Linked DNA regions of Homo sapiens: region 1 is linked to region 2. A link is a contact called in ENCODE POLR2A ChIA-PET data. All regions are on one chromosome and are shown on one strand. The core of a region is the stretch at or near the end of the contact, and the rest is flanking DNA. Distances in the headings are between cores, read along the strand shown. Region 1 holds the start of E2F6 (E2F transcription factor 6). Region 2 overlaps ROCK2 (Rho associated coiled-coil containing protein kinase 2).

Region 1 (3,231 bases), core at 693-3,192, 170 kb before region 2:
TGTAGAGAATCTAGTCGTCCTTGAAGAATCTTCCTAAAGATCTGAATGCCAAATTAATTAATCAGTTGTGGAGTCAAAGCCTGCCTCTACCACTGCCTACTAGGACCTTGAGTAAATTTTTGTAATCCTGCTGATCTTAATTTTGCTGATCTGCAAATTGGGCAGAAAAATACCTATCTTTCAGTTTTGATATGAGATTTACATAAGCAAATGCATGTGGAATGCCAAACACATAGCAGATGCTGAATAAATGCCTTCAAATGGCCATTTCTAACGGCTCTGGGAAATTCTCCATTCTGCAACAATATGCAGTCTTCTCGAGACCTCCGCTACGTTCTCTTTTTTTCTCATCGTTTATTTAGCAAACATTAATAGAGCATGTTTTATTTGCCAGACACTTTGCTAGATGATAGAGATACAAAGATTAGAAGCCAGGCATGGGTGTCTCACGCCTATAACTCCAGCACCTTGGGAGGCTGAGGCAGGAGGATTGCTTAAGGTAAGGAGTTCAAAAAATAAAATAAAATAAAACATAAAAAAAAATTAGCCAGGCATGGTGGCATGCACCTGTACTCTCAGCTACTTGGGAGTCTTAGCTGGGAGATCACTTGAGGCCAGGAGTTTGACGCTACAGTGAATTATGACCGTGACACTGCCCTCCAGCCTGGGTGACAGAAAAAAAAAAAAAAAGATTAGAGAAGGCCTCTGACCTCACAGTCTAGTGGGGAACCAGCTTCTTCGGGGATTTTTCCCTGCCTCACCTCGCCCACCTCAGGCTGTGTAGAAACCCCCAGTCTAACCAGTTGTTTCCCTCCAACTCTGTACATACCACGGTGTGTTGCCTTTTTATTTCAAACATGTGCTGGCCTCTGTTCTAATCACAGCAACCTGTATCCATTAATCCATTTAATCCTCACAACAACCTTATCAGGTAAGTATTGTCATTATTTGCATTTTCCAAATAAGGAAACTGAGGCACAGACAGATTAAGTAACTGGCTTAATAAGGTCTTCTAGTTTATACGTAGAGGCAGCCAGGACTTGAAAACACACCTTCTGGCTCCAGCTAAATTAACATGCTCTGTTTACTTATCTGTCCCCACTGAAATTGGAGGTTGAACCCGTGGCATATTCAAACGAATAAGTATCGCCTGTGCCCACCCCAATATCTGACACTATAGGTCAACGATAACTCATTCGTCAAACAGGAAGGAGGAAGGAAGGAAGGAAGGAAGGAAGGAAGGAAGGCAGGCAGGCAGGCAGGCGGGCAGGCAGAGGTAAAACGATTCCACAATGGTGTGGTTGCTCACATTTACTAAGCATCAACACTGACCTGCCTGTAAGATGCGCTAACAGAGCTCACGAATAAATGAAGGCTGGGTGTGGTAGCTCACGCCTATAATCCCAGCACTTGAGAGGCCAAGGTGGGAGGACGGCTTGAGCCCCAGAGTTCAGGACCAGCCGGGGCAATATACTGAGACCCTGTCTCTACTAAAATTAAAATTAAAAATTAGCCAGGCACAGTGGCGCGCGCATGTAGTCCCAGCTACTTGGGAGGCTGAGGTGGAGGATCGCTTGAGCCCGGGAATTCAAGGCTGCAGTGAGCCCTGACCACGCCACTGCACTCCAGCCTGGGCGACCAAAAAAAAAATTAAAATAAAAAAAAGGAATAAATGAACATCTCTGCGGCTCAGAACTTTCAGTTATCACCTCAGAACTTTCAGTTATCACCGTCGAGAATTCCAGGCGACCGCTGGGTTTTCCCGGTTGCCTCTTTTCTCTCACCCCTGTTCCCTTCCTCTGGAATTCGGCTCCACCTCTTCCTTTTCCTTTGCCAGCCTCTCCGTGGATTCCGCGGTCCGGGTTTCCCGGGCGGCAGCCGCCGGGAGAGGATCGGTGCGTGGGAGCGCTCCGGCAGCGGCGGGCATGCGCAGAGGGGGGCGGTGTACTGCGCATGCGGGAAGATGGCGGGCCGGGCGACTTGAGATCCGCGGGTCTCCCTCCTCTTTTTCCGTCTGCGTCGGGAGCTCCCGGGCACGTGAGGCCGTGCCGCGTTTACTGGCGGGCGGGACGGCCTAGCCGGGCGGCGCCTCGGAGGAAGCCGCGGACCCCTTAGGTGCTGGGCCCTTGGAAATCGGCGCGTGGGGGGCGGTGCTCGAGCTGAGCGCGAGAGGGCGGGAGAGCTCGTGGGGTGCGAGGGGAGCAGGACGCCCGGCCGGGCAGCATGAGTCAGCAGCGGCCGGCGAGGAAGTTACCCAGTCTCCTCCTGGACCCGACGGAGGAGACGGTTCGCCGTCGGTGCCGAGACCCCATCAACGTGGAGGGCCTGCTGGTAAGCTCCGGGACGGGACGGGGACGGGCGGTGGTCTCCCAAATCCGGCCCCCTCCTCCCCGCGCCGCCGCCAACCCCGCTGGCCGTCGTCTGGGTCGTCTGCTCCCCCTGGGCCAGGCGCTGCCCATCACGTGCTGCGAACTGCGCTCTCCCGCCTTCTGCTTTCAGCATCTGCTCACAGACGTGGTATCAGTCTTCTAGGCTTTTACATCGGAACTTCAGAGCACTGTTGGAGAAAATTGCTCAACTTTGCATTAGAGAGTCCATGTTTATCTCCTTCTATGGACTCTAGCTGTATCTCTGCAACCTATCATTTGTTTTTCTGCCTCCTCTCCCATCCTTCTGCTCTACTGCAGCCGTTTAAAACCTTGTCCACGCTTTATATTTCCCACGCCACAGCTCCCATTCATCAAATTATCTCCCCACCTGTTTGACAGAGAAAATGGTTAGGAAATTTGGCTCCCTTTCCTGCAAAGGCTGATTTCTTCTCTTGTTCAGGACCAGATGCTGTATTCCCCGCGGTTATCAGGGCCCTCAACAAATGCATTTTCTTTTTCTTTTCTTTCTTTTTTTTCTTTTTTTTTTTTTTTTTTGAGATTGAGTTTTACTTTTGTTCCCCAGGCTGGAGTGCAATGGCGCAATCTCAGCTCACTGCAACCCCCACCTCCCAGGTTCAAGAGATTCTCCTGCTTCAGCCTCCCATGTAGCTGGGATCACAGGCATGCGCCACCACACCCAGCTAATTTTGTATTTTTAGTAGAGACGGGATTTCGCCGTGTTGGCCAGGCTGGTCTCGAACTCCTGACGACCTCAGGTGATCCACCGAGCCCGACCTCTCCCCGTATTTTCAATTTCTCTGCTGCTTTCTTTCTATAACTAGTAGTAATTAAACATTTTCCC
Region 2 (3,694 bases), core at 576-3,075:
CTTATAGGAGGCGGCGAATAGTGAAATGCATTGGGATTTAAAATAGCATCTGTTTTAGTAGAGATATGGAGCTATAGATAATAAATGAGTAATTTTTTAAAAGGTCTAAATGTATTAAGACTGTCTTCTGTAATACCTTAGATCTTGTTTACTTAGATTTGCTATATTTTATTATGAGTTATTAATACAAATTTCACCACAAAAAACTTAGGAAAAGAATAAAATGATATAATTTCATCATGGTATGATAGTTATTGTATTTTTTGCTTTCCATTCAAAAATTTCATATACATAATTCCCTTAAGTAGAATTATTATACATTTAATTTTTATTCTGCACTTTTTAAACATTAATTTTTTAAAAATACTAATTCCTACCTAGTCTTTGTAACAACTATTTTTAATGATTGGTTAATATAACTTTGACAAGCTTTAGTAAAATTTACTTAGTTTTTCTGTTCCAGATTTTTAGGTTGCTTTGAGTTTCTTGCTATTATAAATAATGTTGCTCCAAGCACTTTTGTGTTATATCTAATCTTTCCCAGATTTTAACTGTCTTAAATAAAATGTTAAGCTGTATAAACTTAAAATAAGACTGAAAATTACTTGGCAGTGAAAGAGCTTTTAAAATTGATTAAAACATAAGTACATTCATAACAAAAGGAGTTACAGTGACTAGTACCTAACCTTTGTTTCATTTGGCATCACAGTCTTTCATTAGTTGTCACACTAGCCCTGAGACTTAAATGTTGTATTGCATAGATGTCAAAAATGAGATTTAAAGGAGTAAAATAATTTTCTTTATGGAACACATTATGTTAGTGATGGAACTGTTTTTGGTTCTGTTAGTATAAAAAATGTGCTAATAGGTTTAGACGTTAAAGTGTAAAAACCTTCCAACTCTCCATATCCTAAATTACGTAATCTTTAAATGCATAGTGTGTATTTAGGTGATATTGAAAATAGTGGTAATAATAGCTAACATTTATTGAGTGATATTGTTTGGAGATGAAGCAGAAATTTAACTTCACAATTGTAGAAAAATAATTTTCTATATTTAGGTTCTTAGGGGTGGAAACCATATAGACAAACTTCTTGTTATAAATGAAAAAGAAGGTTCTGTTTATTTAATTGACAATTGACTAGAAACAGGCTGGGAAGACTGTTTCTTGTCATTAAGTGTGAATATGACCAAACTGTTTTACCTTCTAATAAACAAAACTTTATCTGTTTGTTGTATCTTTTCAAAATTTAAGAAATACTGGAATAGCTCTATATTCAGAGTAGCTTAGCTATCTATCTACTTAACTGTATATCCACAAATATTTTACAGACAAATGTTGCTTTGTAATTTAGTTGGCCATTGTCATCTCCAGCATTCTTAGTTACTAGATAGACTTTATAGGAAAAGTTGTTCCTCCACCATCTTGCCCCTTCAGCTCCAAAATGTCCATGAAGTGTAGGTTATTCTGCTTTGAGACCCTTTGTTTTCTCTCTCTCTCTCTCTCTCTCTCTCTCTCTCTCTCTCTCTCTCTCCTCTCTCTCTCTCTCCTCTCTCTCTCTCTCTCTCTCTCTTTTGTTTTTTGAGATGGAATCTCGCTCTGTCACCCAGGCTGGAGTGCAGTGGCGCGATCTCGGCTCACTGCAAGCTCCGCCTCTTGGGTTTAAGTGATTGTCCTGCCTCGGCCTTCCAAGTAGCTGGGATTACAGGCGTGTACCACCACGCCTGGCTAATCTTTGTATTTTTAGTAGAGACGGGGTTTCACCATGTTGGCCAGGCAGGTGTCAAACTCCTGACCTCAGGTGATCCACCCTCCTTGGCCTCCCAAATAGTTGGGATTACAGGCGTGAGCCATCATGCCAGGCCTTCTCTTAAGGTAGTCTGGTCTTCCCTGGAGTATCTGTAATGGAGCACTATATAAACAGATCCTGCCATCAGTGTATTTAAAGTACTGCTGCTGAACGATATTATGAATATCAAAATATTGAAGCCATATAATTATTCTGTGTACTGTGAGCACCAAATAGGAAAATTAATAAAACATAAAACCAGCAGGCCTTTTGGGGGTATTTTTCTTGCATGTATGTGTTATATCCTGGATGAGATTTTTTTTTTTTGCCCTAAAGTCTATCTGTGATACTTAACTGTACAAGTTTCAAATATGGAAAATACTTTTTAAAAAGTCTAACTTGCCTACAATCAGAATAACAACTCTAATTTTATCTGGCCAGTAGTTTCTCAGTTGAATACCAATATTAAATTAAGAATAGGATTCAGTCAGATGATGCATTACTTTTTCTAATATTTTATAATAGGTGTGTAAATTGCCTGTTTTCTGTTTTATAGGGAGTTTCAGGTAACATTGTATGTAATTTTTGAGGAGAGAAGCTTTTTTTAATAGAGGAAAAGATAAAATTGTTGATTTATAAGCCATAAGAAATCTAGTAATGCAGGCTGGGCACAGTGGCTCACACCTGTAATCCTAGCACTTTGGGAGGCCAAGGCGGGTGGATCACCTGAGTTCAGGAGTTCGAGACCAACCTGGGCAACATGATGAAACCCCGTCTCTACTAAAAATACAAAAAAGTAGCCGGGCATAGTGGTATGCGCCTGTAGTCCCAGCTCCTCTGGAGGCTGAGACACAAGAATCACTTGAGGTGGAGGAGGAGGTGGAGGTGGAGGTTGCGGTGAGCTGACATCATGGCACTGCACTCCAGCCTGGGCAACAGAGCAAGGCTCTGTCTCAAAAAAGAAAAATAGTAATACAAATATAATTTGATCTTAATTTTATTCATGTGTTTCTAAACAATATGTTACATTATGTATTACACAAATAAAATAATAAAACAATGTATTACATTATGAATGCAATTTGATTCATATCTTCCCATCAACTTAATATTTTAGAAGAAAAAAATCAGAATTTAATTTAAAAAATACCAATAATTATTCAAAGCAGCATTGGGCCCAATACCAACCTTAATGCTTCTAAGCTGTGCAGTTCTGGGAAATGGTTTAAGTTCTCCAAGCCAAATTTCAACTAAAAAATATGGTGATATTAAGACTGTATAATTAACACCATATAATTCCACCATATAATTAACACCATATAATTAACACCATATAATTCCACAGTCTGTTAGGAAAATTAAATAAGGAGATGTTATATAAAGTGTTTGGCATCATGTCTATCCAAGAACTCTGCAATAGCAGCTGCTTTATTATCAGCACAGAGCACTATCACCATTAGAACAATTACCAACTTTACATTTAATTCTTCTAAAACCTTGATCAAATCAATAATGTGATTTTTTGCTCTTTCCTTTCTTTCCTTTCTTTTCTTTCTCTCTCTCTTTGTCTTACTTTTTTTTAAATTTTTTTTTGAGACGGGAGTCTCACTCTGTCACCCAGGCTGGAGTGCAGTGGCACGATCTCGGCTCACTGCAAGCTCCACCTCCCGGGTTCACGCCATTCTCCTGCCTCAGCCTTCCAAGTAGCTGGGACTACAGGCGCCCGCCACCATGCCTGGCTAATTTTTTGTATTTTTAGTAGAGACAAGTTTCACTGTGTTAGCCAGGATGGTCTCGATCTCCTGACCTCACGATCCTCCCGCCTCGGCCTCCCAGAGTGCTGGGATTACAGGTGTGAGCCACCGCGCCTGGCCCGTACGTTCTTTTAAAATCAGAATATGCTA

The links. ChIA-PET counts read pairs that join two places held with the same protein, here RNA polymerase II (POLR2A).
Region 1: POLR2A ChIA-PET joins it to region 2 with 11 read pairs in AG04450. The contact joins the promoter of E2F6 here to the enhancer-like site in region 2. POLR2A ChIA-PET finds 5 or more read pairs at or near these places in 4 of 52 experiments (AG04450, Caco-2, GM10248 and 1 more).

The regions. Positions count from the first base shown.
Region 1 is chr2:11,464,872-11,468,102 of GRCh38, reverse strand. It overlaps E2F6 (E2F transcription factor 6), which reads left to right and starts at 1,942. Exons shown (of 7, transcript NM_198256.4): 1 at 1,942-2,331. The coding sequence starts at 2,224. RefSeq lists enhancers at 1,127-1,206, 1,634-2,190, 2,191-2,748.
Region 2 is chr2:11,293,847-11,297,540 of GRCh38, reverse strand. All of the region lies in intron 1 of ROCK2 (Rho associated coiled-coil containing protein kinase 2), which reads left to right. Among named protein-coding and RNA genes, the nearest start is that of ROCK2, 49 kb to the left of the region's middle. Within about 2 kb of position 1,825, at least 2 of the 41 ENCODE cell types and tissues checked have a DNase peak (open chromatin) inside an H3K27ac peak, as active enhancers do.